4 separate regions of the Mus musculus genome follow, and all the other regions are linked to region 1. A link is a loop called in an ENCODE intact Hi-C map of the cell type or tissue named here. Cell type or tissue: heart. All regions are shown on one strand. Region 1 has its middle 8.2 kb from the start of Prr5. Region 2 overlaps Arhgap8 (Rho GTPase activating protein 8). Region 3 overlaps Arhgap8 (Rho GTPase activating protein 8). Region 4 holds the start of Gm46528 (a long non-coding RNA gene).

Region 1 (8,000 bases):
TGCTGTCACCCTGAGCTATATTGGCGGTAGCCTTTCTACCGTGCTTGTCCCCGAAACAAGAGGCTGGGTTTTACATTCCGTGCCCACCTGACTCAATGCAGTTTCCCGGCTAGAGTGAGCCTCCATATGCACACAGCCACACTGCTTACATACAACCTCATCTTGTCCCCATCACTGGGGCACCTTAACTCTATTTTTGAGTCTGGCTCCAAAATAGACTTTCCTGGGATTATGTGACAGGAAGGGGCATCCAGGAAGGCTTCCTGAAGGAGGTGGCTGGCACTGAGCTAGCAGGATAGCAGGGCTGAGTCTGGCTGGCATTCTAGGTAGAGTGAAGAAGGGAGCTTCATGTGAGGGGCGTGGCCAAACCTAGCCTCAGCAGGGTTGAGTGGGGTGTAGACATTGTGTGCTGAGCTGTGCCAAGATTCCCTGAAGTCATCTTGGGTCAGAAGTGAAAGGAGATGTCTCAGAAAAAGAAAAAGTGGTGTGACTGGCTATTCACACCACTTCAGGCCTGGACAGGAAGGGGTGTACTTTAGGCTTCAGGGCTTCGGGCAACCGCCTGGGACCTGCTCCGTAAGCATGATAAAATATTTATCGGGAGCCAGGCAGCTGGGCTTCCCTGCGCAGGCTGCCATGGGCAGCTCCCACCGAAGCTGGCTGCAGCCTCCCCAAGTTCCGCTGAGTCACAGCCCGTGAGCCCTCTGCCCAGCCCACCTGCTTGCTGTCCTGTGGCCACGTGGATTCCTCATAATATGTAAGCCATTGGGTAGCCCCAAGACCTGGGCACCCAGAACAGTGAATGCTGAGCCAACATCAAACCGCTCTGGACTGTGCAGGCCTCCGCCAAGGTCACAGGCAGACAGGCCAAGGGTACCCCTTCCCTCGCCCACCCTGCAGCTTCTGGCTCCTGAGCAAGGTAGGTTTTCTGCCTCTTTAGAATGGGGCCGCTGAGTCTGTGTGGAGGTAGCATGGGTCAGGTCTCTCCGGAGCTGGTGGTCAGAGGAGATTTGCCATTTGTCTGATCTCAAGTCTGTCTCTGAGAAGTGTCTGACTCAGAAAAAGACCAATTCCTAGGTCCAGCCTAGTGTGACAGTGTGGGACTTTACGTTTGAATCAGCAACAACAAAAACAGCGGCAGATGGTACCTTCCTTCTGCTGTGCGGGGTGCGAGAGCGTTTTGCTCATCCATTCATAAAACTGTCTGCCCTGGCCGGCAGTCTAGCTTCTGTCATATGTGTGCGTTCTGTGCTGTGTGACCTTGGGTAGGTTGCTCCACCTCTCTGATGCTCATTACTCCTTCGAGTCCTTCATGTCCTCATATCCCTGAGGCCGGATGGGCCTCAGTGGGCATTTGGAAAAGCTCCATTTTCCAGAAAGGCCCTGGCACAGCCTGAAGTAGGGTTGCCAGGCGGTAGACCAGAGGCTTGAGAAGAGAATTCACTGGGCCGGATGGAAGTGTCTCTGAGGTTGTCAAGTTCCCTGGGGAAAATCTGTGGTCCCTGGAGCTGCCGCCACAACATCTGGGGATGGGACAGGGAACTGGCCACACTAGTCACTAGTGGGGACCCTGTGGGCTGCCAAACCAGGGCCACGATTCTAGTTCTGGCCACAATTCCAGTTCGTCTGGCTGCCTTTGGTGTCTGCCCCTCATTCCCGCCTGCTCAGCTGCCCCTCGTAGGCCTCCCTGCTGCCGCCGCTTCTTGCTGCTTCTCCTTCCAAAGGGCGCTGTGTCTTCAAGCCCCTGCGGGAAGTTATCCAGCTCTGCAGGGCCTTCCTGGCTCTGTGTGTGTGTGTGTGTGTGTGTGTGTGTGTGTGTGTGTGTGTCTTACATTCCGTGCCCACCTGACTCGATGCAGTTTCCCAGCTAGAGTGAGCCTCCATATGCACAAGGCCACACTGCTTACATACAACCTCATCTTGTCACACACACACACACACACGCAGACCCACACACTCCCAGTCATGTGTCCCAGTGTCTTCCCATGTCAGCCATGGTGTCCCTCTCCTGACCCTAAAAAATGCTTGCGACAGCACTTCCGTGTCTTCTCAGGACTCTGTGAAAGTTCCTGGGCCTAGAGATGCCCTAGAGTGTCTGTTAGGTGAAGACAGGGAATGTGGGTGTCAGGTGTCCAGTGAAGGCACCGAGGAACACAATGAACCCTTGTCTGTCTCTCTGTCTGTCTGTGCAGAGCTCAGCAAATAGCCTCTGTTTGCCTGGCTTTCAAAGGTGGTGGAAGATGAGCAGTGGGAGGAGAATAAAGGCATCTGGGCCTGGGAGACACGTGGGGTCCAGGGCAGGAGACACCTTGTCTCAAGTTCTAGGGACAGGCCCAGTGTTGTCCACTCTAAGAAGCAGGCAGGGAACAGAAAGACTGGGGCTAATAGCCACTGCTAATAGTGGCTGACACATATGCACAGCCGGGCATGGAAAAGGATGACACGGGAATGCCCTCGTGGGGCTAACGCTTTCTCTAGAGGTTTCTTTCTCTTTTTTCTTCTGCTTTTGAAGATCATTCTAAGGTTCCTTCAGTGACTTTGTATATATTGGCAGTCCCGTGACAAAAACCTCGAATTCAGTGGCCACAAGATCATTCAGGGACACGGCCTGATGAGACTCTGGCGGACCACAGTCTGATGGCAGAGGCTGGCAAGCCAGTCTGTTAGGTTAGGTTCACCAGACACAGCTTGACCAGAGAAGCTGGGCGGACAGTCTGAAGGAGGAAGCTAACCACCAGGCAATCTGATAAGGGAGGTTTGTTGATAGTCTGACAGAGCCTAGTGGCTTGCCAAAGTGTCCCTGCTGGTGAATTCCTAGAGCAACATCCGCAGAACTGGGCACTCCTCCCAGCATTCACATAAGGGACTTGTGCCTGTCACTTCTGGGTGTCTAGTATTTGAGAGTTGCATAGCTGAGAGCCAGCTCCCCTGTAGGCATGCTCCCGGGAGTCCTGTGCTTTGCAGAACACACACACAGCAGGTATGGGATGCTCTAGCAGTCTTTGTCGCTCTGGGGAGGTAGGGCCTGATTTAGCTAGCCTGCTTCAGCCATAGAGCCTATGGAGCAAACTCTAGGAACACTGGGCCGCTTGGGAGATCACTGAGCTGTGCCGTCAAGTGTAATGGCTATAGCAGGCAGTTGGCCAGAAGGTGGCAGCCTAGTGCAAGGTGTGTAACTGCCTGCCTCCCCCACCCCCCCCCCCCCCCCACACACACAAACACTTAGATTCTGATAAGTGGGTCAGGAAAAGCTTTGAGGCAGCAAGATGGAGACCACCTCGCTGTGGCTACTGAGCAGCCCCGTCTGGTGCTTTTCTTCACTTGGCATCTCTGGGCCTAGGAATTACCCAGCCTTGACCTTTGGAGGGCCAGCATGTGCAGAATAGGAGACCCACTGAGTTCCACTGCCCTTCTAAGCTGGAGCCTGGCTCCTCTTGTGGGGGAGTGGCACTTCTGGGTTTCCACAGCATCTGGGCAGTAGTGGCAGGTATACCCTAGTAAGTGTGCCTCATGGAGATGTACACCAAGGGGAGGGGGTAAATAAGGACTGCATGGCACTGAGCACCCTGGGGCGCCAACCTCAGGGTGAGCACCCTGGAGACACCCCTCCCCCAGAGAGTGAGCTCCGTGGGACTTTACCCTCAGAGTGAACTCTATAGTTCTCCGCTGTCAGAGTGAATACCATGTGGGCTCCACCCTTTGAGTGAGCACCATGGAGCTGCACCCTCAGAGGGAGCACTGTGGGAGCTGCACCCTCAGAGGGAGCACCGCAGGGCCCCATCCTCAGAGGGGAACCCTGTAGGGCTGAACATAGAAGCATTTCCTGAAATGCTTTCTCAGATGAGCAGGAAAGGTGGTGCTGGCCAAGATGTCTGGGGACAAGGAGCAAAGCACATCCCGTGGAGGGGAGGGCAGAGGAGGGGAGAGAAGGCCATGTGACCAGTGACCAAGAGGACAAAGAAGAGTCATGTGACGGTGGAGACCAGTGGAGAAGGGGCTTGGCATGAGGTAGCCCTGCCCTACAGGGAGCAGAGTGGACCCTGGCCATTTATAACCCATCTCAGCACCCAGGAATCCCAGCCCCAGGGCAGCCAGCCCAAGATCTTAACCAAGCCAAGGGGGAGGAGGAATGAAGAGGGTGGAATTAGGTCAAGGAGTCAGAGGGCTTCTGCCAGAAGGAAGCCTGACATTTGGGCAAGTTGGAGCCAGAAGTGACCGAAATGGGCAGGGTAGCTGCAATGATGGTGTCAAAAACCAGATTGCAATGTATTCCTGTGCAGTTCTCAAAACCGTGATGCCCCATTCCATAAACAGTAAAGGGGTAGGGCCAAGAAAGAGATTCTGTGGGAAAAGGTGATGTCCTGGGTTCGATTCCTGGAATCCACATGGTAGAAAGAGAGAACGGACACCCATAAGCTGGCCTCTGACTTCTACATGTGTGGCAAGGTACAGGAGTACACACACACACACACACACACACACAGACACGAGAGAGAGAGAGAGAGAGAGAGAGAGAGAGAGAGAGAGAGAGAGAGAGAGAGAGAGAGAGAGAGAGAAAATCAAGGTAATAAAAAATGTTTAAATTAGAAAGTGTTATGTTCAGCTAAGGACAAGGCTCACCCACATTGACCCCAGGCTGGGTTCTTTTCTCCTGGGGTTCCGAGGGAGGCCCAGCTGGTCTGGGGAGAAGGGAAAGCCTAGTCTAGACAAGAGTAGAAGGATCTGGAAAAAGACCCCCAGCTCAGCTTTCCCACACTGGGAGTGAAATCACAGGGTTAGAAATGCCAGGCCTTGTGGCCCACCTGATACCACTTGAGGCAGGAGAAGGATTAAGTTTGAAGCCTCCTAGCCAGGGCTACATAGTGAGTTCCAGTCTAGCCTGGGCTTCACTGTGAGACCATGTTTCCTTTTTAAAGATGTATCTTACTTTTATTCATGTGTGTAAGAGCGTGTGTTTGGAGGAGCTCACAGAGGTCAAAAGAAGGTTACATCCCCTAGAACTACAGGCAGTTGTGAGTCACATCTCCCCCAACCCACCCCACCCCACCCCACCCCCACCAAGTGGGTGCTGGGGACTGAACTACCTTCTACAGGAGCATTAAGAGCTCTTAACTACTGAGCCATCTCTAGCTCCCCTGCAAAACAATGTAAACACCTAATTAAGCAATCCTGGTGAAGGTGTAACCTGGGTGACCCCCCCATCTAGGTTCTGTTTGGCAGGGTGGTCCCAATTATTCCTGCTATGTGGGGACTGATCTGCTTCCCGTAAGACACTCCCAGTCCAGCATGTAGCCTGTCCACTCTAGAAGAGGCCTTCCTAGTAGGGGGGCGGGGTGTCCTGTCCTTTGAATCTCTGCAGTTCGCCATTGCAGGGTCGGGAACAGGACATTGTAAAAGTTGGCTCCATCTGCCTCAGTTGTTGTTTGTGCCTTTAGCCTTGAAGCAAGATGCTGGGGGAACAGATAAAGTTTTTAGACAGACAACTCTTGAGTGACTGACGTGTCTACCCACAGAAGTAAGCAAGTGACCCGCACTGAAGGAGACAGGCAAGATGAATTGAGGCACATTGTGCTTTCAGTTTGCCTTTAATGGCCTGGTTGGACCAGAGAGAGCCTGTGCGGCGGTGGCAGCGCACTTTTCATCAAAAGTTAGCTTTCAGGAGCCGGTTGCAAGGACATTAATGGCTATGCTCAGAACCAAACCAAAACCAAAACATAGCCATCGAGAGGTGGAGCCAAAGAGAGATCACCAGGCCGTACCTTGACCAGGACCATTTAATTATGCATGTGATTAAGTTGTTTTGCAGGGCAGAGCCTGGAAAATTCTAGGTGGGAAGCAGGCAGAATTCTGAGGGCCCAGAAGGATGGAGAACAGGACTTGGAGGGCTCGAAGGAGGAAGCAGGACCCAAAGAATGGAGGCTGGACCCTGCCTACCTGGAGTCCTGAGAATTTTTTTTGGAATTTGGAGTTTTCTCAGAAAGCAAAGCACCTGATCTGAGGATTAGACAGGCAGGGCAGGGACCCATTTAGAGGGGACCAGAGCCCATAGATGCTGCTGTTCTCTATAAAAGCTCTGGGGGGCAGTAGAGAGCCAGGGTCCCTAGAGCCCACCCCCCCCCCCCCCCCCCCAATGCCCAGGCAACAGTGGTAGGCCCATCTATCCTCAAATGGGTTACAGTCTTGCTACCTGATATTAGAGAAGCTGGAGACCGAACAGGCAACAGGAACTCCAGAGTCAGTCCTCGCGCTGCCTCTCACCGGCCTGTGACCCTGTTGTGATCTTAAGATTTGGAACCTCAGCTGGGCCTCAGTAACATGGGCTGGGTTTAGCAGGTACCTGGTAAATGTTGCTGCTTTTCCTGATCTTGGTCCACTGGGAAATTTCACCATCCAAGGAGTCTCTCCTTCATGGAGATTTTGAAGGAGCAAAGTTTTGACTGCTGGGGTTTGTCCCCGCCCTTTTCCACCATGTGACATGACCCTTCCCCCAGCTCAGGGGTCAGAAAAGTTTTCCTCAGATAATTTCTTGGGTGTAGAAGTCCAGTCTTACTACCTGATATTAGGAAAGCTTGGGGGAACACTCCTCGCGATAGCAGCACCCTCCTCTGAGAGGCCCTGGCTAGCTCTTTGGGCCTCAACCAGGAAGTAAGGGACACAGGCCAAGGGTTGTTTCTCTCTGTTCCTATCGCCCACGTTGGATCTAGGTCCTCAACGGGGAACAGCTCTTCCTACCTGGCAGGCAGGGCTAGGTGCAAGGTTCAGACAACAGAAGAGTAAATGAACTCTCTCCATTCAGATCTCCTGCCACGCCTGTGTGTACTCTGTCTGGGCTCCTCTTGGGTCGCACTAGCAGGAGCTGATTCCTAACTCATTCACTCTTTCCAAGAATGCTTCTAAGGAAAAGCTACTGGCAAGGAGGTGCCTCGAGGAGACGACAGAGCAGGAAGGCAAGCTGGCAACCTGCAGGTCACTGCTGCTGGTGTGTGAGCCTTCACCTGCAGAGTGGGGGGCAAGCGCCATAGGGATCCACATGAAACAGGAGCTGAGGTCGCGGTGCCTTTGGCAGTGCTGGGTCTCCTTAAGGGAATCAAAATACCAACTCTGCCACTCCAAGATTCAGCTCCAAAGAGAACCTCACTGTTCCCAGGCACTGAGTGAGAGATCAGCTCCAGGGTTCTAAAACTCCCCTGCTTCTCTCCAAAGAACTTTTGGAAACTGATGTCCAAGACTTTCACAGATGGGAAACTTTTGGAGAGAGAGAGTCTTTTGGGGTCATGTAGGGGGTCATGTGGATGAGGTGAGGGTGTTGGAGATGAGGGATCTCTGCTGGTCAGAATCCCACAGCAGCCAGAAGCATAGGAGGGAGAAGAGGAGGAGCATTTAACAGGGGGACCAGGTCTAGCCAGGTGGGGCTGTCCCGGGTCAGGGAGACCTGAGGGAAGGTGGCATGAATTAAAAAGGCAGATACCATAGTGTGTTGCTTCTCACACTGATGGACTCCTGTCCTGCCCCGAATGCTGATTGGTCAGCTGGCTTTGCTGTGCAGGGAGAAGAGCCCTCCAAGGTCTTAGCCTAGTCTTGCCCTATGGTGACAGGCTCACCTGGCTTCTGCAGCTCGCCTTCAGTGTCCCTCCCACTGTCCTCTATAACAGGAGCAGTTGCTAGGCTCCTGGTGTGACCCCATGACCTTGTGATTCTCCTGTTCCACCCTCCTCTGCACACCAAGGAAGGATGAGGCCTAGCCCGGGGGCACAGGCCAGAGAGACAGAGCCAGGCACATGCCTTAGCTTCTCACTGGCCCTTTCCTGGGTGTCCGGGACCCCAGGGTAAGGAGCCTACACACCAACTGTACCACAGGCTGCTAGAGACATCATGCCAGTCAGCTTTGGGGAACTGCCAGGCCTTGCCAACAGGGAGCAAAATGACCCCTTTTGGAGTGGATGACCCTTAGAAGGAGATCCTAGGGAGGGTGCATTGAGGGTGGCAGGTGACAGTGACAG
Region 2 (8,000 bases), 69 kb after region 1:
CATCTGCGTAGCTCTGGCCTTTATCTCATGGATTTCTATACATTGTAAGATAAATAACAACAAATTATGTTATTTCTCTCCTTGGTCTGTGCAAACTAACTATAAGTGAATTCATTTCCCTCCACCAAGTTCTGTTTCCTAAGACCCTCTGGAATATAGAGAAACTAAGATTATGGGCCCAAGTGACACTAGGGCTGCTGGAACAGAGGGCCCTATCCAAGGAGATTCTAACAGCAAATATTCAGACTCGTGGTTCTGGGGTTCAGAAGTGAGAACCCAGGGTGTGGGTGGGTGAGCTCCTGGAGGCTCTGGGGAAATCTACCCCAACCTTCCCAGCATCCTTTGCTCTTCCTGGGGTTCATTTGTACCTCTTGGCCTTTGTCTATCCCTACACCGCCCACCTCCCCTGGCCTATGACTGTGTTCTCTCCTGCCTCTTTGTTCTAAATCCAAGATACCCCCATCTTGAACTTCAACCTAATTAAATCTGTGATAACCCTGTTTGCAAATAAGGTCACATGTAGAGGCTCTAGGAAGTCCTGAGTTGGTTTTGGGGGAAGGGGACAGTATTTAACCCAAAGCTGCCTCCATAACCTCTTTCCCTAACAGCTATCCAAGATGTCCACTCAAGGGCAGCACTGCCTGGTGCAGCGTGATGGAGGCACAATGTTCATTCCATCCATCATGGTGGCTTCTCAACACGAGTCACTGCTGAACCTGAAGTGTGTTGAGAGAATACCCTGAGGGGACTAGGTGCCCGTGGCAGCTACCAGACCTCCACACACCATGACCCCACAACACATGCCTGGTTTCTCAGTCCTGGCCTGTTGACGTTTGCACAGGGTGGTGCGTTCAGTTCACAGATGTGGGGAGCCAGGGGGCAGCAGCTGGGTTAGAACAACAAGTGGGTTTGCAGATCAGGGGACTCAGGAGGGGTGACATCCAGGGCTGAGGCAGGAGGATGCCTTCTATGAAACGAAAGCCAGATGTGGTAGCATATGCCTGTAATTCCAGTGTTTGGAGACTTAGGAGGGTCAGAGGTTCCAGGGAATGCAGCTCAGCGTTGCCACGGCAACCCAGGGACTACTTCTCCATGGAACCTTCACTATGGTAAAGCTAGGTCATTTTGTTTTGTTTTTTGAGACAGTAACTATATAGCTCCGGCTACCCTGGAACTCATTCTATAGACCAGGCTGGCCCCAAACTCGGAGATCCACCTGTCTCTGACTCCCGAGTGCTGGGATTAACGATGTAGCATGACATCCAGCTAAGCTGGGTCTTTGACTGCACTGCAGAAAAGAATTTCAGGGTGGAAATAAAGAAGAATGAAAAATAAAATAAAAGAGGGCTGGAGAAATAGTTCAGTGGTTGACTGCTCTTCTGAAGGTCCTGAGTTCGGGTCCTGAAAACCACATGGTGGCTCATGGCCATCCGGAGTGAGATCTGATGCCCTCCTCTGGTGTGTCTGAGGACAGCTGCAGTGTGCTTACAAATGATAATAGATTAAAAAAAAAAAAAGAAGAAGAAGTCAATGTGTTCATTTAAAAAGAAAAAAAAAAAAAAAGCCAGGCGTGGTGGCACACGCCTTTAATCCCAGCACTCAGGGGGCAGAGGCAGGCGGATTTCTGAGTTCAAGGCCAGCCTGGTCTACAAAGTGAGTTCCAGGACAGCCAGGGCTATACAGAGAAACCCTGTCTTGAAAAACAAAAAACAAACAAACAAAAAAATAAAACAAAATAAAAATTTAAGAACAATTCAGAATGAATCAAGTTAGCAAGTTTTTGCTTGTTTTGTTTATGTGTGTGAGTGTTTTGCCTGCATGTATGTCTGCACCACATGTATGCCTGGTGCCTGTGAGGCCGGAAGAGGGTGTCAGGTCCTTAGGAACTGGAGTTATAAATGGTTATGAGCCACCATGTGGGTGCCTGGGTCCCCTTGATGCCAGTGAGTGCTCTTAACCACAAAGTCATCTCTCCAGCTCCCAAGGTAGCAAGCTTGTTTATTTGTTTGTTTGTTTATGGCGTGTGCATGCATGTGCATGTGCGTGTGCGTGTGTGTGTGTGTGTGTGTGTGTGTGTGTAATAGCCAAGGCTACCTTGGAGCTTGTTTTGTAGACCAGGCTGGCCTTGAACTCAGAGATCTGCCTGCCTCTATCTGGGATTAAAGGCATTCACTACCTTGCCTGGCTCTGTAGCAAGTTTATTACATATGTAGTGAAAGGCTCACAGGAAGTGGGCATCACACATCCGAGTGTAGGTACTGGTTTCTAGACAGTCCTTGGTGTGACTTCACAATGAATGGTTGTAATGTGTGTGTGTCACATGTATTCAGGTGCCCACAGAGGCCAGGGGTCATAGGATCCTGGGGCGGGAAGTAGAGGCAGTTGTGAGTTACCTGATTTGTGTGCTGGGAACCAAGCGAGGGTCCTCTGCAAGAGCAGTAAGTGCTCCCGCCTGCTGAGCCATCTTCCCAGTTCCATTGGCTGTGTGTATGATTCTGCGGCTTTGGGAGCTACAACTTTCAAAATAACGTACAGCAGGGTTGAAAGATCGGGGACAGTTAAAGGACCGGGGAGGTGATCACCAGGCTGGCTAAGTGCTTGGCACACAAGCTGCAACACCAGAGCTCACACCCCCAGAACCCATGTAATGCTCCTGTAATCCCAGGAGAGGAGAAATGCAGACAAGAATCCCCGGGGCTCCCTGACCGGCTACTCTTGTAGAATCAGTGAGTTCCAGGTTTAGTGACAAAAACCTGTCTCAAGAAACAGATGGAGATCAACTATGGAAGAAGCCTGACGCGACTTTCAGCCTTTACGTGTGTGAACAGGAATATATACACACCCTACAACACACACAAAGATAAGGAAAGTGTGTGTGTGTGTGTGTGTGTGTGTGTGTGTGTGTGTGAGAGAGAGAGAGAGAGAGAGAGAGAGAGAGAGAGAGGTAGTCTTATGTGCCAAGAGCTGATCACAGCACAGGATGACTTGGCCTCCTTTATTGAATGTGTGGTCTGGTTCCGTTCAGGGACAACTGGCCCTTGACTCCTCTGGCCTTCTCCAAGACTCAGAGTCCTAGGTGAGTCCCAATAGCTGCCACCCATGGGACTTGGCATTGGTGACCTAACCTGGTAGCTCCAGTGTTCCATCTGTTAAGTGGGAGTGATGGACAGTTGGAAGGTTTTCTCAGGAGATGTGGGCGTCGCCTACCTCCCCTGGGTGTCTCCTGAGCCCCAGCCCTAGTTATCCTAGCCACTGCTCAGTCTGGCCTGCTCTGGCCACCGTGGCTTATGATTGAGGGAGTCCAGCCCAGGGGATGGAGGCTCACACCTTTGTTCCTCCAGGGGATGACCGCCAGGGGAGACGCATCTTCACTTTCAGCTGCTGCCGGCTGCCACCCTTGCACCAGCTCAACCACCAGCGCCTGCTGGAGTAAGTACTACTCTGTTCTCTGCCGCATGCATCTGCCTCCCCACGTGGCCATCTTGGTCTCCATCCTGCTCTCCAGGACAGACGCGGAGAGGCAGTGAGCTCTGGAATCCACCCCTCTCTGGGGGAAACTCCCTCCACCAGGACTACCATGGCTTCACCAGCACCAGTAGAATGGTGGACGTTGGCGTGATTCCCTCTTAGCCAACTGAGCCGTGGGCACTGACTTCTGAGGCGGGAGGCAGTCCCCTGTCCTGAGTGCACTGGAAGTTTTGTCTTCCATACCTGATGGATGCAGGCTGTCTAGAGAGCAGGAAGGTGTGTTTCTGGAAACACAGCAGATCAACAAGATGCCTGAGATGGGACCATAGTGGTGGGGCGAGGGCAAGGCTGAAAGCTACATGGCCCTGAGTTTGAATCTCAGCACCTCCTTGAATAGTTTGCTGTGGCTACCTTAATAAAGGGTCATGAACTTAATGGCATGAAACAGCAGAACTACATTCTATTCAGAATGGAGGTGTGCTTCAGACGTGCTCCCTTAGTGCTCCCTCCAGGGGGAGAGCTAGTAGCTAGTCTCCTTTAGCTCCAAGTACTAAGCAAACCCTTGAACCTCTCACTGGGGCTGCATTACGTCCACTCTGCCTGCATCTTCACACAGTCTTGTCTCTCTAAGGGTCTTCTCTGTGGACCCATGAAGAGGCCTGGGCCTGGGTTTGCATCTCTAAGACTTCTTCTGGAAGCCACCCTGGTGGATCCAGCATCCACCTATCTCTTAAGACCCCAGCTTCATCTGCAAGCACCTTTTTTTCCCCAAATGTGGGGTGGTCACAGTTTCTGGGGCTTTACTCTGGCTATCTTTAGGAAGGTGCCATGTCCCCTTGCAAGCTGTATGACCTTGGGTCAGTGAGGTAAGATCTCACCTGAACTTCAGGTGTCACCTATGGGACATGAGTCACCATGCAGGCCTGGATAAGACCTGAGCATAGCTGGCTTCTGACCCCTGCTGGCTAACTGTGGTGGCTTCTGTTTCATGATGTTAGTAAATCTCGGTGTGGAGCTAACAACTGCCCTGAAGGAACCCTGTGTCCCGTGCCCCCCAGGTATCTGAAGTACACACTGGACCAGCATGTGGAGAACGACTATACTATTGTCTACTTTCACTATGGCCTCAGCAGCCAGAACAAACCATCCCTAGGCTGGCTCCAGAACACCTACAAGGAGTTTGACCGGAAGTATGTACAAGGAGGACCCAGGGGTGGGAGGCACACAGGGACTGAATGGGGGTGGGCTATGCAGTGGGTAAGGACAGATGCTAGCGCCTCATTTCAGTGATGGAGAGAGTCCATTTGGGAGAAGGCTACAGAATCCCAGCACTTCTGTCCTGTTGCTGGAGGCAGAAGTGTGGAAGGTAGCTAGAGGATTAGCACCTGGGCAAACTTGATGATTATGTTTGTTTTTTTTGAGACAGGTTCTTACCGTGTAGCCCTGTCTGGCCTGGAACTCTCTTTGTAGACCAAACCTCTGTCTCCCGAGGGTTGGGATTAGAGGAATGTGCCACTGTGCTTAGCAGGCCACTGGTTTTTGAAGGGTGACAAAGTGAGAGGTCACATCTGCAGATAGAGGAGGCCCCTTATATCCAATATGAATAGCCATTCACCACACATGCTGAAGGACATCAGAGAACGTTCCTGGGGACGGATGGAGTACTTTCTGGTTTCCTCCTCTCTTAACCCCGGGGCCAGCGGGTGTTAGGTGGAGGGAGAGACAGCATGGTCTTCAAATTGGAGGAGCTAAACTCTCCTGCTTTCTTTCCCACTCTAGGCCAGATACAGTGAGGCATGCTTGTAATCCCAGTACTCTAGAGACAGAGACAGGAGGATCAGAGTTCAAGGACATCCTAGGCTACGTGAGGTTGAGGCCAGCATTTGACCATGCTTCAGGAATAAAACCCAAACAAAACAACTTGATAAAGATTTCCCTACTCTCTAGGGAAGGGAGGTGGGGACAGTGAAGAGGAATTTTTATCTTGGCTCCACAGAAACAAACAAGTGGGTGCTTTAGGCACCAAAACTATCCAAGACTGTGATAGGTGGAGGGTAATGAGCGCTCTGTCCCTAGAGGCCTGTACCTGGCATTCCGGCTCTGATCTGTGCTGAGAGAGTCTCAGAGGCCTGTGCTATGATTCCCTGGAAGATCCCCACTGGCCTTCTTGTTGTCACCCTCCAAGCCAGGCCACACCTGCTAAGCTAAAGTGTCCACTCCTTACACAGCCTGACTCCAGGAGTGCTCTCTCTGTTTGAGGCTTCTAAGGAGAGCAGCTCCCTTTTCAGTGTGTGTGTATGTGTGTGTGTGTAGTTGCTCCAAGCTCTCCCACCTTATGGCCAGAACTTTGTAGATGTGATTCAAATGATGCTCCAATCACAGGGTCTCAGCATCAAATCTCCAGATGCCACTGATGGCCTGGCGCTTTGGCTTTGCACTCTCTGCTGAGGGGCTGGGTGGCAGTGGAGCACTGGCCAGCACTAATGTGTAGGACACACCCTTTCCTCTCTTCCCCTCCCCTCCCCTCCCCTCCCCTTCCCTCCCCTCCCCTCTCCTCTTCTCTCCCTTACATCAATGGGGACATGTGACCTGGTGTGTCATTCTGTGGTACATGTGTAAGAAATAAGTCAGTGGAGGAAGAGGAAAAAACAGACTCATTCAATCTCAGAATGACAAGAGCAGACCCTGCTGGTCTGAGACATTGGTGTCCCCATGACTTGTGGCTTAGAACCGAGGGTACAGGGTTTGTACAGGGTCTGAGAGTCAGTTTTTTGTAGAGTAGGGAGGCGGGAGGGGCTGCCTTCTCCAGTCCCAGAAACTGATTTTCGTGTGTAGGAGATAAGCTACCTGTTTTTATGACCTTCTGACCTTTCTGGCTTCAGGGTGAAAGATAAATTAGGTGGCCTGTTCTGTTTTTATGACCTCTGGGCTCCAGAGTGCATAGAGGAGTTAGCTGCTTTCTGGAATCCCACAGCAACAGATTTCAATCTCTCTCTCTCTCTCCCTCTCTCTCTCTCTCTCTCTCCCTCCCTCCTTCCCTCTCTTTCTCTCTCTCTCTCTTTTCTTTCTTTCTTTCTTTTTTCTTTCTTTCTCTCTTTCTTCTTTCTTTCCTTTCTTAAATTTTTGTTTTGTTTTGTTTTTGCTTTGTGTTTTTTGAGACGGGGGTGGGGGGTTCTTTGTGTAGCCCCAGCTCTCCTGGGACTCCTTCTGTAGACCAGGCTGGCCCCAAAGTCACCGTGACTGCCTCTGCCTCCCAAGTGTTGGGACTAAAAGCATGTACCACACCATGTCTAGCTGGCAGCAGATTTCTTGAAGCCCATCTATGGCCACGATTTTGGAGGGTAGCTTCCTTTCATTTGTACTTCACTATCGTTTACGACTCACAGGACACACATCTTGTCTCCACCATTGCCCCTCAGCCTGTCTCAGGGTCCTGTCTCATCCCTTCAATCTCTCCAGGCTCCCTCCCCCTCTCACCCCAGGCCTGGAACCTGCCATTTCTCCCAGGATCCTGCCTCCTTTCTGAAGTCTATAGTATTACTGGTCAGCCTCATGAGCTGACAGTGAGTTTGTGGGGAGCCCTGCACCCACTCTTCTGTGTGCTCACTCCAGAGCTCTGCTCCAGCTTAACTTCTCCCCAATGCAGCCCCTCCTCCTCCTGGCCTGGCTCCCTTACCTCCAGATGTCCTCCCCCACTCTGCTCTGGCGTCCTGAGCCAGGCCACCTCAGCTCTCTGCTGAGATGTTTTCTTTTCTCTGTCTGAGCTTTGATGTCTGCCCTGTGTCACACTCACCCCCAAACCCTAACCAGGTCGGGCAGGGCCTTCTGGTGTGCTATTGCAGTTGAACTGCTGGCTCTCATGTGGGCTGGGGTCCTCACAGCAGTCTGTGGAGTAAGTCGTGCCCTCCCCGCAGCCCCCACGGCCTTATGCATGCCACACATAAGACACTGCTATTGGCCGGGCAGTGGTGGCACACGCCTTTAATCCCAGCACTTGGGAGGCAGAGGCAGGCGGATTTCTGAGTTTGAGGCCAGCCTGGTCTACAGAGTGAGTTCCAGGACAGCCAGAGCTACACAGAAAAACCCTGTCTCGAAAAACCAAAAAAAAAAAAAAAAAAAAAAAAAAAAAGACATTGCTATTGATGAGGGTTCTGGACAGGTTTACTTGGTTTCATTCTGAGAGCCGCGGCTAGATCTTTCCTGGTTTAGGGCTGTGCTCGACGCCCCTGTCCACCCATCTTCTGCATCTGTGAGAATATCCTTAGCCACAGGCTCTACTTCACTCATGCCGTGTAAACAATGCAGTGGGCAGGCCAAGGCAGAGGGATCAGAGCGTGTGTGTGTGTGTGTCTGTGTGTCTGTGTGTGTGTGTGTGTCTGTGTGTGTGTGCGCGAGCGCAAGCCAGAGGTCAATCTCAACTGCCATCCCTTCTTAGACACCATCCACCCTATTTGTTGAGACAGGGTCTATCATTTGCTTAGAACTTGCCCGGTAGGCTGGCTGGCCAAGGATCCCCCTGTCTATTCCTTCCC
Region 3 (8,000 bases), 82 kb after region 1:
AGAACTTCGGGCAGTACACATGGTATTACAGTTTGTTTGCAAGAAGAAATGGCCAGATGTACGATTATTCACTGACTCATGGGCTGTAGCCAATGGATTGGCTGGATGGTCAGGGACTTGGAAAGATCACAATTGGAAAATTGGTGAGAAAGACATCTGGGGAAGAAGTATGTGGATAGATCTCTCCAAATGGGCAAAGGATGTGAAGATATTTGTGTCCCATGTAAATGCTCACCAAAAGGTGACTTCAGCCGAGGAGGAGTTCAATAATCAAGTGGATAAGATGACCCGTTCTGTGGACAGTCAGCCTCTCTCCCCAGCCATCCCTGTCATTGCTCAATGGGCACATGAACAAAGTGGCCATGGTGGTCGAGATGGAGGTTATGCTTGGGCTCAGCAACATGGGCTTCCACTCACCAAGGCTGACCTGGCTACAGCTGCTGCTGATTGCCAGATCTGCCAACAGCAGAAACCAACACTGAGCCCCAGATATGGCACCATTCCTCGAGGTGACCAGCCAGCAACCTGGTGGCAGGTTGACTACATTGGACCACTTCCTTCGTGGAAAGGACAGCGTTTTGTTCTTACTGGAGTAGATACTTATTCTGGTTATGGATTTGCCTTTCCTGCACGTAATGCCTCTGCTAAAACCACCATTCACGGACTGACAGAATGCCTCATCTATCGTCATGGTATTCCACACAGTATTGCTTCTGACCAAGGAACTCATTTCACAGCCAGAGAAGTACGACAGTGGGCTCACGATCATGGAATTCACTGGTCTTACCACATTCCCCATCATCCTGAAGCAGCTGGGCTGATAGAAAGATGGAATGGCCTTTTGAAGACGCAGTTACAGCGCCAATTAGGTGGTAACAGCTTGGAAGGCTGGGGCAGAGTTCTTCAGAAGGCAGTATATGCTTTGAATCAGCGCTCGATATATGGTACAGTTTCACCCATAGCCAGGATTCATGGGTCCAGGAATCAAGGGGTGGAAAACGGAATAGTTCCACTTACTATCACTCCTAGTGACCCTCTAGGAAAATTTTTGCTTCCTGTCCCCATAACTCTAGGTTCTGCTGGCTTAGAAGTTTTGGCTCCAGAGAGGGGAGTGCTCCTACCAGGAGCTACAACAAACATTTCATTGAACTGGAAGCTCAGACTTCCCCCTGGTCATTTTGGGCTTCTAATGCCCTTAAACCAACAGGCTAAAAAAGGAATAACAGTGTTAGGAGGGGTGATAGATCCAGATTACCATGGGGAAATTGGATTACCTCTTCACAATGGTGGTAAGCAAGATTATGTCTGGAGTGCAGGAGATCCCTTAGGGCGTCTCTTAGTACTACCATGTCCTGTGATTAAAGTCAATGGGAAACTACAACAGCCTAATCCAAGCAGGATGACAAAGGACGCAGACCCATCAGGAATGAAGGTATGGGTCAATCCTCCAGGAAAAGAGCCAAGACCTGCTGAGGTGCTGGCTGAAGGTGAAGGAAATACAGAATGGGTAGTAGAGGAAGGTAGTTATAAATACCAATTAAGGCCACGTAACCAGTTGCAGAAACGAGGATTATAAAGTAATATGAATGCCCATTGTAAATTTACTAATGCGTTTGCGATTGTACGAGGGATAGTTATATCATGTTAGGCGTATTTACAACCTTGTTATTGTTTCATGTGAACATGAGATATTATTTGTGTCAAGTTGACAAGGGGTGGATTGTAGTGGCTATTCCTGGTTGTCAACTTGACAATATTTGGAATGAACTACAATCCGGAATTGGAAGGCTCACCAGTGACCCTTATCTGGAGGCTTGGAGATCCTTATCTGGATCTTGGTTTGAAGATCTTGAGCCATAGTGGCTATGGATTCCAGAAGATTGAATCTCCGAGTTAAGGAACACACCTTTAATCTGGGCTATGCCTTTCATCTGGGATTAAAGGTGTGGTGGAACACACCTTTAATCTGGGCTACACCTTTTGCTGGAGACAATATAAGGACATTGGAAGAAGGGAGTCTAGCTCTTGCTCTTGCTCCTTCGCCTGCTTGCTGCGTGAGACTGAGTAACTGCTAGATCCTTGGACTTCCATTCACAGCTGCGACTGAACAATTGTTGGGAATTGAGCTGCCGACTGTAAGTCATCAATAAATTCCTTTATTATCTAGAGACTATCCATACGTTCTGTGACTCTAGAGAACCCTGACTAATACACATGGGGACTTCTGTCAGCTCTTTCCAAGTCAGGATTCTTTCTCATTGGCTAATGATTTCTCTGCCAGTATCAGGAATTGCTACAAGGGACTGTAAGACCTGCCTCTTCGGGGACCCCTGGGGCATCTTCATTTCCTCTCCATTTAGCCACAAGCATCAGGCACAAACTGCACCCAGCCACATGGTGAGTGGGTGAGCTTTATTCAGGCGGGTAGGGACACTCAGGCGAGGGAACGTATTCAGAGAGGAAGTGACAGCATCCTTCCTGGTCAGCCAGGAGGACTCAGGAAGAGAGGGCACACACATAGTGAGTGGTCACATGGCCCTCAAAACCTTTTGCTGCCTCCTCCTCCTCTTCTGTCATATCCTCCTGACCCTTCCCATTTGTTGATATCTACCTACAGTGGCTCAAAAGTCCACAGCCAAAAGGAACGTTCATGTTGTGCCCTGTGTATAGGTGAGAATGCAGGACAGAGACAAGGGCGGGCATCACATCCTTTCTCCCCACTCCCCTCTGACTTCAGCAGCCCAGCCCACCAAGTCACCAAGTGCATGGAAAACTCCAGTCTTCCTGCATCCCCCACCTCCTACCTATCCTCCTTGAGGGTTCAGTTCTCGAGTCTCCATCACTCAGACGCAGTCACACTGTTGGTATCAGATCCCTCTTCACTGGACAATGAGCGACCCTAAAGGTCATTCAGGTCCCAGAGCCTGCAAATCGGTCACGTTCCACAGCACAGGAGTTATGCCGACAAGATTAAGCTGAGGAGTTGCAAACAGAAGACACTTGGAATGTTCTCCAGGCGAGAGGTGAACAATGGGGTCCTTAGAGTAGCCTTTCCCAGCACTGTAGGGGAAGAAGCTTAAAGGGGCCGTGCTGCTGGCTTCGAGGATGGAAGCAGGAGTCCCACACAAAGGGTCGCAGGCACCTTTAAGAACTAGAAGAATTAAGGGGGCCACAGCCCTGCCCGCCCATGGTCTTCCCCACTGACCTGGACCCCATGGAGGGTATGCTGGTGCCATTTCAAGCTGTTTCTTTTGCTCCGGGTCCCTGACAGCTGCCTGGGGACCACCCATCTATAACCTAGGACCCCAGGACCCCACCAGTACATGTTCTTGAATGTCTGCCTGCATTGATGTGTGTGCTTACGCTACACATTCCTATTCAGTGTGTATGTTCATTTGCATTCACAGAAGCACACACACACACACACACACACACACACATGCACACACTCCATCAGTGGCTCCTGGAAAGTGCTGCGACCTTGCCTCACCTCACCTCAAGTCCCATCCCACACTTCACCTGGCCTATAGTTCAACGTGCCTTCCCCACAGCCCTCATGTTCTATGGAACGTAGCATGCACCACCATGCCTGGTTTGTTCTAGAATATTTTTAACTCTCCTTTGGGGGTTGAATTATCAAGTCACCTTATGTTATACACCAAACCATCTTATGTCTTTCAGCCATGCCTTCTCTACCTCTAAACAGGGGAGGTCAGTGCTCAGAGAGGTCATACAGCTTCCATAGGTCACACAGCTTGTGAAGGACTCTGGACTGGGATCTAAGGACAGAATGAAACCTGAACACAGGATGAAGTGTGTACTCACACACACTTGAACTTGGATCCTGAGCACTGTCCCGACTCTTCCAGCAGCTGTGGGTGTGGCACAAGTCTTGCCCTATGCCTGTGCTGGCATTCCTGACTGAGCTGCTCAAGGCCCTTCCGCCAGTGTAAAAGGCCAGATGGGTCATGTCTACTTACCCTCGCTAATCCTAGGGTCCAGCGGGTGCCTGGCTTAAAAGCAATCGTCAGACAGCTACAGAGAGAAAGGTGGTGTGTGGCTCCTGAGTGGGCAGGTGTGACATGGGAGGTCCCCAGAGTGCTGAAGCAGATGTTACTGTCTAGAAAGTTCCACAGGACAGCTAGGTCCTTAGTAGGCTCAGTGGGCTCTTCCTGTCCATACACACAAAAAAAACCATTAATAGCACTTCATACCCCAGAGGAAACCTTAATGTCCCCAGAGCAGAGGCAAAACTGTCCCCGAGTTGTCTGTTATCTGAACAGATAGGTGAGGATGCCCCATAAGACCTGTCCCAACCCTTTCCTCAGGGCCTAGGGCCTGCATTCTTTCCCCAGATAAGGCTCCCTGGCTCCCTTGCTCATGGCTGGAATCTGGCCCCCAGGTCTGATCCACTCTTGTCCACAAGAGGGAGCCAGTGCACAGGCCTTGACCTCCCTTGGGGTGTGGGAACTGTTTTAGGTTGGACCCGGAATTCTACTCCACTCACAGGGGTGTCCCATCTATCAGATCCCCTGTGGTCTTGTTTTGTTTGAGCAGCGGTAAGTTAGATAATCTTAATTTCATATTATCTACAATGTGGAGCACACATGGGTTGTTTTAACTGCAGCAGAATCTGGCACTGCTGAGCACAGAACTTGCCTTTTCTCATCATTGCAATGTCTACTTACAATGGTTCAAGTTCACAGTCTGTATCAGTGGGACCCAGGCCTTGGCAGATCACCAGCCTTATCCTGGACCCCTGGGAGAGAATAGAAAGGCTGGCAGAGGCCATGTCTCCCCATGGCCTGAAGCATCCCTGGAGAGTCTCCCAAGGTCCCTGCCCTTTGGTCTGTCAGGGAGAGGAGATGGCCCAACACAAAACAATTACTCATCTCGGACCATAGTGACTTCAGACATGCAGGCTCGGCTCACTGGTCCTCTGAGCTGGCACATAGTTATGGTCAGTATCAAAGTCAACCTGGCAGTATGGAGAATCACATGGGAGAGGGGTCTCTGGGCATGTCTGTGAGCAGTTATCCTATTAATTGAAGCGGGAAGACCTGTACCATGTGGGTGGGACCATTCCCCTGGCAGCAGATCCTGGGTTGTATAAAGAGAGAAAGGAACTGAGCAGTGGTATACGTGTGTGCATCGTCTGCTGGCCTGGACATAGATGACCTGCTGCTTCGAGCACCTCCTACGTTGACATCACTGCCATGATGGGAGTGTTGCTTGAACTTTGAGCTGAAATAAGTCCTTTCCCCCTTAAGTTGTCTTTGTGCAGTATGTAAATTCACAACCAGTTCAAAGTAGAGGCATAATTATTTTATGCATGCGAGCCTCTAGGGCCTGTGGCATATTCTGGGTGTCAGTGCATGCTCTGTCTTTTGTTTGTTTGTTTGTTTGTTTGGGGAGGGGGAGGTTCAAGACGAGGTTTGTCTGGGTAACAGCCTGGCTGTCCTGGAACTCTGTAGACCTGGCTGGCCTTGAATTTACAGAGAACCACTTGCCCCTGCTTTCTGAGTGCTGGGATTAGAGACCTGCCCCCTCAACATTTTATTCTCTTGCTTCTCCTTCCTCAGTCACAAGTTTGGGAAAAAAGTCACCTACTGCAGCAACCTGCGTGAGCTCCGAGAACACCTTCAGTGCGACCAGCTGCTCATCCCCCCGGAAGTAGTGCGGTGAGGGCCCGCCCCCGCCCCCGCCCCGCCCCGCCCCTGCCCCGCATGGCTCTGGGGTCCGGTATCCACGTACATACATGAGGGAGAGCAAACCACGAAGGCTGCATACAGTACAAGTACAAACTGATTAAAAACACATCCAGGCACGGGTTTGCCGTTCTGCTTCTGAGCCGGATATGAAAGGGGTTCCCTGGTGTGCTGGTGAGCCGTGTGTGGAATGAAATGTTCTAGGAGTGGCAGGCGCGGGGGATTCGGGAAGACAGCTAGCGGGCGTTTCATTCAGCTCCTGCTGAATGCCCCACTGAGTGTCTGGCAAGCCGGAACGCAGGGTCAATGAGCAGAAACTCCGTGGCTTCAGGCCTGTGCCAGGCAGGCCAGCTCCAGTGAAGCTCCTGAGCCTGGTCTTCACTTCTCTCTGAGGATGCGGCGCCCTGCCCCGGGATGCCTGAAACTTACAGAGGTAGAATATGTGGGTTTCCTATTGATGCGGATGGGGCTTAGTCTCCACATAGCACTTGGAGATGACTTCTATGGCTAAAAGGCTGTCCCCCTGTGAGGTGACACTCTCCTGTTGTGTCCATAGGTATGACGAGAAACTGCAAAACCTGCACAAAGGTCAACCGCCCCCGCCCACCAAGACACCGCCACCTCGGCCGCCTCTGCCCACCCAGCAGTTTGGCGTCAGCCTGCAATAGTAAGTAAAGGAGAGATACTCTGCCCTCCTGAGCAGTGGGACCCCTCTCTGTCCAAAGAGGTTACCCCAGGCCTCTGCCTCCTGCCTACAGGAGAGATAAAGGTTCAAGTCCCCTCTGAGGTGGAGTGGCCGCTGCTCCATGTGTACCTGGGCAGAGGACAAGAGCTTTTCGGCCACCCTTCAGTTCTGGCTCCCTGCTCTTTGGGCCTTTCCTGTCATCTTCCAAGTGAGACATGCTCGAGGGACTTTGATCTTTGGTGGATCTGTCATTTCCTACCTGTTTACCAGGCCAGCTTCATTCACGTGCATCTTGGGCCCCTCCCCCAGAAGCCTTCCCCAGTATCCCATCACAGCATCCCCAGTCCAGGTTCTTATGTGCCCCACCCTCTGGGTCATGAGTTTGTCCCTCTTTGGGTCTCATGCCCTGGTAGTAGACCTGGCCGACATAAATCCAAGGCGATGTTTTATCCTAAAGAAGCTGAAGCGGTCAGGCCACCCACAGCACACTCGGGAAGAGCTGGACACTTCAGTTGCTTTGTGTGAGAGACCCGCACGAGGTTTGATTTTAGGTCCACGAGGAGCTGGGCACCCTGGGAAGAGTTTAAGGGAAATCTGTTGGGGATGTAAGTTTGTCCCTGTGCTTCCTGGGCTACCAGGACAGGATTCCTCTTGTCCTCTTGTAGACGCTGGGATAAGACCCATCCAAATGCTCTCACGGTCTGCAGTGCATGTGTAGAAAACAAAATATGCCCAGTGGATGTCACATCCTAACCTCCCCAGTACCTGTGGCTGCAACTGGCTGGCAGGAAGGATTTTGCAGATGTGAGCAGCGTCTTGAGATGGGAGCTAACTGGGACACTTTGGTGAGCCCAGGGTAGCCCCTTGGGTTATATAAGCAAGAGTCTGTAAAGCTGCAAAAACAAAGAGAATATCCCAGAGCCTCCAGGTCCTCCCCCACCCCACACACACACCTATTCTAGACTGTAAGGTAAATCAGGGTATTGTTTTAAGCTAATTAGTGATGACAGCCATCGGGAAGCATCCTGAGGTGGTGAGGTGGCTGTCACATGCTTCTGTACCTGTCAGCTAGGGAGGTGTGATAAAGCAGTGTTCTCTGAGTGGATGGAGCAGGATGCGTCCCCAGGGGAGCACCTTGGGATATCACAAAGAGGACTGCTGTTCCTCCGAGTATCTCCCTGGATCTCCACTGTCTGATGGAGTTTTCTGTTGTGACGGGCGTGGTCTGCTGGACCAACTCCAGGTTGAGTGAGCACATGGCTACTTCCTGTCTTAACAGCTTCAGTAGCACCTGTGCCTGCTCCTGGGTCACACAGTACCTCCCCACCCAGCCACACGTTCTCAGAGAGAAAAATGCAGTAAATGGTGAAATAGTCCCCCTCCCCCCCAAACTAGAACACAAACTTGCCACTAAAGAGTACTTCCTTTTCATGGGTTATGAAAGTTTGCTGCTGTAACTCCCTGGTGGTCCACACATCATAGATGCTACGCTACCCCAAAGGCAGGGGAGAGCAGGTGCCTGCAGTAACTACAATGCCCTCTAGGGGTCGCTGGTGAGAGCTCATCACTGCGGCACCAGGCCATCAAGAGACAAATTTTCACAATGT
Region 4 (8,000 bases), 220 kb after region 1:
CCAAGGGGCCATTCATTGAAAGCTTTGAAGCAGGGAGCCATGATAAGCCCTTCTGCTTTTAAATTGCTTTTCTCCGGTATCCGTCACAACAAGAAGTCTGACTGACAGTCGCATGCTCCACTATCCCTACCACAGGGGCTTGCTTCACATCTACATGCCTGAGGATGAGGCGAGCATGTTCCCCAAATCTCTACACACGTCATACAGTGTTATCCCTACCAGCCCTGGACTGAAAGTAACCCAGGCGTCCATCAGCAGGAAAATGGGGAAGGAAACGGTGGTGTCTGTACACTGGGATGCTGGGTGGACGGATGGGCTGAATGGGTCACTGGGTCACAGCTAGTAGCGTTTAGTTTATATGCAATTCTAGAAAATGCCAGCAAATGGGGGCTGGCAGAAAGCAGCCTAGAGATAAGGGACCAAGAGGAGCAGAAGGGAGGGACCTAAAGGGGGCTTCGGGAAGCCAGGAAATGGAGGTGTCCTGTTGCAGTTTGGAGTAGGCTCACAGGCTGAGGCACCCACTTTGGCCCACCAGGTTGAATAATGTGAGTGGGTGCCATGTGCTCTGTGGGCAGTGGTGGCGCACGCCTTTAATCCCAGCACTTGGGAGGCAGAGGCAGGCGGATTTCTGAGTTCGAGGCCAGCCTGGTCTACAAAGTGAGTTCCAGGACAGCCAGGGCTATATGGAGAAACCCTGTCTCGAAAAAACCAAAAACCACAGAGCCAGGTGCAGCGGCACACAGCTATAATCCTAACATGGAGTTAAGGGAGGCCCAGAGTTTAAGGACAGGCTTTGCTACACGTCAAGATGCAGTCTCAAGGACACAAATGAAAACTTAAAATGGATGGGCAAAAGGAGAGTGTGATTGTTTGTAAATGCTCAGCCGGAGGAGTGGTACAATTAGAAGGTGTGGTCCTGTTGGAGTACGTGTGTCACTGTGGGTCTTGGCTATAAGACACTCACCCTAGATGCCTGGAAGCCAGTCTTCCACTAGCAGCCTTCAGATGGAGATGTAGAACTCTCGGCTCCTCCTGCACCATGCCTGCCTGGATGCTGCCATGTTCCTGCCTTGATAATGATAATGGACTGAACCTCTGAACCTGTAAGCCAGCCCCAGTTAAATGTTGTCTTTTATAAAACTTTCCTTGGTCATGGTGTCTGTTCACAGCAGTAAAACCCTAAGACAGAGAGGAAATAAAACAAACAGAATTTGCAATTGGTGTGTGTATGCATTCCTGTGTGTGTGTATGCATTCGTGTGTGTGTGTGTGTGTGTGTGTGTGTGTGTTCACGTAGTGCATGTGCTCACGTTCATGTGCATAGAGGCCAGTGTTACATGCCCAGTGTCTTGCCCAATCACTGGGACCTCTCATGTGAAACCAGAGCTTGCTGATTTGGCTAGTCTAGCCAGCAATCCGGTCTCTGCCTCCCAGGTATTGGGATGCCAGGTGGCCCACCATACCTGCTCATCATTCCTGTGGGTTCCGGGGATCCAAACTCTGATCCTCAGGCTTGTGTGGCAAGTGCTTTACCTGATGAGCCATCTGCTCAGTCTAAAGCAATAGTTAAGGAAAAAAAAAAAAACAACTTTGAGGGTACAAATAATATATTTCAAAACTGCATATTTAGTATCTATAATTGGATGTCTTTTATGAAGAAAGGATTCCCTGAGGATAGATTTGTGGCTGGGCCTGACAGATGGCAGGCGAGGGGTCTTTCCAGAAGTGAGGGACAGGAGAGTCTGTATGGGACTCTGTATTTTATATGAGGGGGCGTTGTTTGTTAGAACTGGGGGCTGTGGGGGGCTGTACCTGGGGAGATCAGTGAGTACGGGATAGAGTATCTTGAACCCCTGTACTGTGAGAAGTTAGGAACTGAATATTGGTGTCACCCCCTAAAATTCTTGTTGAGACTATAATCTCCAGTGTAACCACACTTGGAGGGAGGGTCCTTACAGGAATACTTGCGATTTAATGAGATCATGAGGGCAGAGCCCTTGTCAAATTGGATTAGTGTCCTTGTAAGAAGCCCAGAGGACAGAAGGCTTCAGGAAGATACACACACACACACACACACACACACACACACACACACCAGGAATCTGACCCTGTGACACCTTGACCTTTGGTTTTACAGGAAGAGGAACAGAGGTGCAAGGGACACAAACGGCTTGTTGATGGACCTGAGATTTAAATGCAGGGGTTTGCAGCACTTTCCTAGGAGTTCTAACATGGTAATACCCCCAGACCTGTTCTCTTCTTACTTAGACTACAGAGGCTTGCCTAATAAAGGCATTTGAAATCCAAAACCCTTGTCAAGTGGGAAGGTCACATGACCCAAGACAGGGACACTGAAAAGCTACCCCCTCCCCCTCCCAAACCTGGCCTGAGAATCCTTCCCTAGTCTAGAAGAGAAAAAGAGCTTCCTCTAGGAGACCAAATCCAAACTGCTCTTCAGCGCCATCTAGTGATCAGGAGGCGTGCAGTTCAGGGTTTTGGACTTTGGGAAGGACACAAATGGTCACAGAGCCGGCCAGCTCCACAGAGAAAGTCCTCAAATAAGAGGCTCTACAGACAGAGACAGACCATAGGGCTGTCACCAGGGATGTGGGGCTTGGGAACAATAGGATTTATATGACTGTTGAGAAAGGAAACGGTAAGCCTGTGAGCATAGCGGCACCAGTCACAGCAGTCAAAAGGTGGAATCTCGCCTAGATCAATGCCTGCTATGTGATGGATGAGCATCTGTGGCCATCCATACAAGGAATAGTACTCAGCCTTAAACAGGAAGGGGATTCTGACACATCCTCTATGGACCTTGAGTCCAGACACAAAGGGACAAATATTGTGTGGTATCACTTGTATAAAATACATAGATCTGGGGACATCTAGGGATTTGCCTAGCATAACGAGGCTCTGGGGTCAATCCCTAACACTTCAAAAAAAAAGGTGGATTTTTAAAAAAATTGATAACCACATAAAGTAGCACTGAGGTTTGCCAGGGATAAAGAAATAGCAGGAAGTGGTGATTCCAGAAAGAAAGAGATGAGGTGAGGCCAGGGGAAAGGGCTGGTATTTAAGTAAAGAAGAGGCTTTCTGGCAGAGTGATCTATCCAAGGCACCCTGGGCATCAGGGCCCTAGTCAGCTCCCACAGAGGTTGTTGAGAACTGGCAAGCTGAATCCCGCATCTAGAACACACCGAAGCCACTACACTCCACCAAGAACTGAAGTGGCCTGGGCGGGCAGCCCTCACCAGAGCCTGGACCCCACTTTTCAACTTGCAGTCTCCATAACTGTGAGATGAACAAACCACTCTTCTTTGTAACTTAGTCTGTTTCAGTTATTTCATTACAGTCATGAAAATTGACTGAACCCACGTGTAACCCAGAGGCCAAGAACAATCCCAAAGCCCCAAGTCTCCTCCAGATGGAAACACCAAGCCCAGCATGTATATTGAGAAGGTCCTGAACCTTGGCTAACTGACTCACCCAGCACTGAACATCTTGAGTTCAAGTATGGACTGTGGTCTTCAAGTTCATTTCTTACTTAAAAAAAAAAAAGAGGTATTCTTGGGGAAAATAGCTGATGAAGAAAAATAAAAAACTGTGCAAGAGAAGTGTGAAGTGTTTTGTGATAGAAGACAGTCAGGAAACTGCTGAATGGCTGCTAAGACCCTCCAAAAGGACTCAGGAGCTGACACAGTTTCCTCGCTAGCTAGGAGTACCCAATTTGAACCCTGATCAAAGGGAATTATGGTAGTAGATTGAGACCTATGGAATATGCTTGGGCTCATGAGTTCACATTGATAATCACAGGAAGGTAAATGGCCGCCTCTGGGACATGAAAGGGACTCATTTGTTACCTTGAGAAATGAGAGAAAGAATGGGGCATTTCCTACGCAGACTTTACTGCCTGGTCTCCAAATGGGATGAAGGGAGGACTCTGTTAAATATTTTATTTTTTCTACATTTAATTATGTTATGTGTACACGAGTACAAGCACCAGAAGAGGGTATTGGATCCCCTGGAACTGGAGTCACACAGGTGGTTGTAAGCTACCCAGGGTGCATGCTGGGAACTGAACTCTGTTCCTCTGCAAGAGCAGTGCAGAGTCTCAGCCACTGAACCAACTCTCCAGCCCCAGAGGGCTCCATCTCTTAATAGAAGGAGGGTACTCAGCAAAACAATGATCAAATATTGTCATATTGAAATATCCAATTGTCGCAGGTCCTCTGAGCCGGCTGCAATACGAATGACACAGACAGGTTCACGCAGCAACTTTACTTCAGGCTTTTTCTTTTACAGCTCTCTTCCCCAGCAGCTTCTTCTTAGGGCAAGGGCTAAACTACTCCTATTCTACTTCTCTTACTCTACTTCTACTCATGGCAAAGGCTAAAACTCCTCACTACTCTACTTCTGGCTTCTACCTAGGGAAAGGGCTAAACAATAACTCTCCTCACTCCTCCCGACTCCTCTCCTTCTAGCGCCACCCCACCTCATCCAATCAGAATTCACACACGCTCCAGGCACGAGCTTAGGTCGTTCACCGATAGGCTGACAGGTCTGGATCATGAGGAATAGTCCAGCCTGGCAGGCAGCCCATGCATGCAGCCTCACTGCACATGCTCGGGCAAGGCAGTAAACAAGTGGGTTTCCTGGAGCCCAAAGCCACACCTGCTTCCCACATCTCCCCCTTTTTGTTTTACTAGCAGCTCTGGGATCAACATCTGTCTTAGGTTGCCCCCATCCGTGCCACATCCTTACCCGTCATGGGAGTGACGAACTCACTTTCGCCATCCTGTCTTAGGTTGGTATGCGCACGTGAGGGTCTTACCCGTCATTGATTACTGATCCAGCATGTTGAGCCAACATTGGGGGGATGTTCCTGCTTCCAAGGCTGCCATAGCCTGCACTAAGGCTTGTTTATCAGCCCTGTGCCGCCTTCGCATACGTGCCATCCACCAAAGCATTCCTCCACACACAACAGTCAGCAGGAGAGCTCAAAAGGCTATCCATCCCCAATTTTTTAAGAGTCCCACAGTTCCCTGGATGATCTCCAGCCATTGCTTTGCAGCTGCAATCTCCACATGGTTGTTGTTCACGACAACAATCTATGCTCGCAATTCCTTCATCTTTGTGTCGAGATCATGACTCCAATTTCCTAGCAGCATCGCACCAATTGCACACAACAGATTTGCAGATCTGGAAAATTCTGATACTGAACAGAGGTTACACACATTCCTGACATATGAGTCAAGCTCTGGCTAAGGGTGTTAATTGGTGAGGAGATTGTAAATCGGAATCTCCTTTTAAAATATCGAATAATGGGTGTAACTCAGCATTGGGAAGATTGCAATAGGGCTGAATCCAATTGATATCTCCTAACAATTTTTGAAAATCATTCAAGGTATGCATTTTATCCATCCTTAGTTCCAGCTTTAGTGGCTTGACAACAGCACCTCTCAATTTAGTACCTAAATAGTGTTTTACTTCTGTCTTTTGAACCTTTTCTGGGGCTATCACCAAATTCCACTTCTTTTTTTTTGTTTGTTTGTTTGTTTGTTTGTTTGTTTTTCGAGACAGGGTTTCTCTGTGTAGCCCTGGCTGTCCTGGAACTCACTCTGTAGACCAGGCTGGCCTCGAACTCAGAAATCCACCTGCCTCTGCCTCCCGAGTGCTGGGATTAAAGGCGTGCGCCACCACGCCCGGCAAATTCCACTTCTTTAAGAGGTATTTAGTTAGGGTCCCAAATACCTCTTCCACTTCCACATTAGAGGATCCACAAATCAAAATATCATCCATACTATGCTTTCCCTTTTTGTCTCCCTCATCTTTATAGAGGGGAGGAGAAGGCAACGGAGGGGCTAATGGTTCAGGCAGCCTACCGCGCCTCAACCTCCAGCAGAACATCCGACTACAGACGTCATTGTCGCTTTCAGTCCTGTCGATGTCACTAATAGACCCTTCAGAGCTAGATTCCTTCTTCTCTTTCTTATCTTTGGTTTGTTGTCTAAGCTGTTTAGGCTTTCGGCGGCTAGCCTGAGAAGCAATCTCCTTATTGTACTTTCCACTGGTGTCCCTCAAGCATGCCCTGACCAAGATCCAGATGGCTAACATTTTTACTGTCATTTTAGTCACAGTTGAACCCATGTTGCTGAAATTCCCTTCATCTCTATTCCTGAGAACCTTAGTGCTCTGTCCCCTTTTTTCCAGGGAACCTTCCAGGCCTATGCTTTCTTTAGTTGCTGAAATTCCCTTTGTCTCTATTCCTGAGAACCTTAATGCTTCGTCCCTTTTTCTCAGGAACCTTACCTTCATCTCTATTCCTGAGAACCTTAATGCTTCGTCCCTTTTTCTTGGGAACCTTACCTTCATCTCTATTCCTGAGAACCTTAATGCTTCATCCCTTTTTTCCGGGGAACCTTACAGGCCTGTGCTTTCTTTAAATACCGTTGCTTACCAAAATTTCCTTACAGCTGTTTACTAAAATTTCCTACTGCTGTTTACTAAGGTTTCCTTACCTCTGTTTACTAAAATTTTCTTACTTACCTTTGCTGACTGACACGATGAGTTCCCCGTATGGGCCACCATTTGTCGCAAGTCCTCCGAGCCGGAGACATGAACGACACAGACACAAGTCGGGTTCACGCAGCAACTTTACTTCGGGCTTTTTCTTTTACAGCTCTCTTCCCCAGCAGCTTCTTCTTAGGGCAAGGGCTAAACTACTCCTATTCGACTTCTCTTACTCTACCTCTACTCATGGCAAGGGCTTAAAACTCCTCACTACTCTACTTCTGGCTTCTACCTAGGGCAAGGGCTAAACAACAACTCTCCTCACTACTCCCGACTCCTCTCCCTCTAGCGCCACCCCACCTCATCCAATCAGAATTCACACACGTTCCAGGCACGAGCTTAGGTCGGTCACCAATAGGCTGACAGGTCTGGACCATGAGGAACAGTCCAGCCTGGCAGGCAGCCCATGCATGCAGCCTCACTGCGCATGCTCGGGCAAGGCAGTAAACAAGTGGGTTTCACGGGGCCTGTGCCACACCCGCTTCCTGCACCCAATGACTCACAGATCTTGACATTAATCAGGACCTGCCAATATCATTAAAGGAGCCCCAGGCATTGTGTATCTCTAATGAAAAAAATTAGCCATGAATCCTCCAACAATAAAAAGCGTGGCAGCTAATACTTATACTTCCAGCACTGTGGAAGCTGAGGCAAGAAAATCACGTGTTCCGGGGAAACTGGTGTCTTAGGGTTTTGGTGGAAAGCTGTGAAGAGACACCATGGCCATGGTCATAAAGGAAAGCATTTAATTGGGGTTGGCTTGCAGTTCAGGGGTTTGGTCTAATTATTGTCATGGTGGGAAGCATGGTGGCATGTGGGCAGACATGGTGCTGGAGAGGTAGCTGAGAGTTCTACATCTGGACCCACAGGCAGCAGGAAGAGGGAGTGACGGGGCCTGGCTTTGAGCCTCTGAAACCTCAAAGCCCACTTCCTCCAACAAGGCCACACCTTCTAATAGTACCACTCTCTATGAACTGAGCTGCCAATTTCCAAACAACACAGATGGGAGTTGCTCCAAAGAACCTTTCTAAACAGGTCTGCTTTTCCAGTATCCTTTCTTTCCCACTACTTCTGGTAGGTGGTGGGCTAAAAGGGAGGTTACAGTGTTTAAGGACCATCATTAAAAATAGGCATTTGAAAAAAATTAAAGTTACACTTCCCGGTCCAAAGCCCCAGTGTGATCCTCAGCACACCCTTCCAGACATCCTCCTGCCTTGGAAGCATACTTCTATCTTCCTCCTCCTGACGAAGTAGCTCCGTATTTCCAGCACTGCACCGGAGTCTTAGATGAGGCTGCAATGTTCCTTTCAGCAGATGAGAACCAAAGAAGGGCTCGTCACTGTGAAATAAAATCATGTTGCTGTCTGCTTGTGGAGTGGTGGTGCTGATGCTGGTGTCAGTCAGTGCCAGGCATCAAGTCTGAATTGA

The links. A loop is a pair of places that touch in the nucleus more often than their neighbours do. Peaks named below come from ENCODE experiments on the same cell type or tissue, not always from the same donor. Only the 100,000 strongest peaks of a DNase experiment are listed, where the experiment ranks them.
Region 2: a loop joins it to region 1, with 2.6 times the contacts of the local background. A loop is called at or near these places in 7 of 42 quality-filtered maps.
Region 3: a loop joins it to region 1, with 2.4 times the contacts of the local background. A loop is called at or near these places in 7 of 42 quality-filtered maps.
Region 4: it touches region 1 in a loop (3-fold over the local background); 5 of 42 quality-filtered maps call a loop at or near these places.

The regions. Positions count from the first base shown.
Region 1 is chr15:84,668,787-84,676,786 of GRCm38, forward strand. It overlaps a transcript of Prr5 not described here. Among named protein-coding and RNA genes, the nearest start is that of Prr5, 8.2 kb to the right of the region's middle. In heart, CTCF peaks have their summits at 3,110 (motif pointing right), 3,309 and 6,055; DNase peaks (open chromatin) are centred at 803, 2,780, 3,135 and 4,075; H3K27ac peaks cover 1,449 bases.
Region 2 is chr15:84,737,367-84,745,366 of GRCm38, forward strand. It overlaps Arhgap8 (Rho GTPase activating protein 8), which reads left to right. Exons shown (of 12, transcript NM_001164628.1): 3 at 3,342-3,429; 4 at 4,527-4,658. Among named protein-coding and RNA genes, the nearest start is that of Gm20556, 21 kb to the left of the region's middle. In heart, a CTCF peak has its summit at 4,431 (motif pointing left); no DNase peak of the experiment used is centred here; H3K27ac peaks cover 865 bases.
Region 3 is chr15:84,750,756-84,758,755 of GRCm38, forward strand. It overlaps Arhgap8 (Rho GTPase activating protein 8), which reads left to right. Exons shown (of 12, transcript NM_001164628.1): 6 at 5,583-5,681; 7 at 6,265-6,375. Among named protein-coding and RNA genes, the nearest start is that of Gm20556, 34 kb to the left of the region's middle. In heart, CTCF peaks have their summits at 4,422 (motif pointing right) and 7,934; a DNase peak (open chromatin) is centred at 4,406; H3K4me3 peaks cover 959 bases; H3K27me3 peaks cover 2,088 bases.
Region 4 is chr15:84,889,418-84,897,417 of GRCm38, forward strand. It overlaps Gm46528 (a long non-coding RNA gene), which reads right to left and starts at 7,277. Exons shown (of 3, transcript XR_001781730.1): 1 at 6,549-7,277; 2 at 1,463-1,553; 3 at 1,157-1,179. In heart, no CTCF peak of the experiment used is centred here; a DNase peak (open chromatin) is centred at 6,984.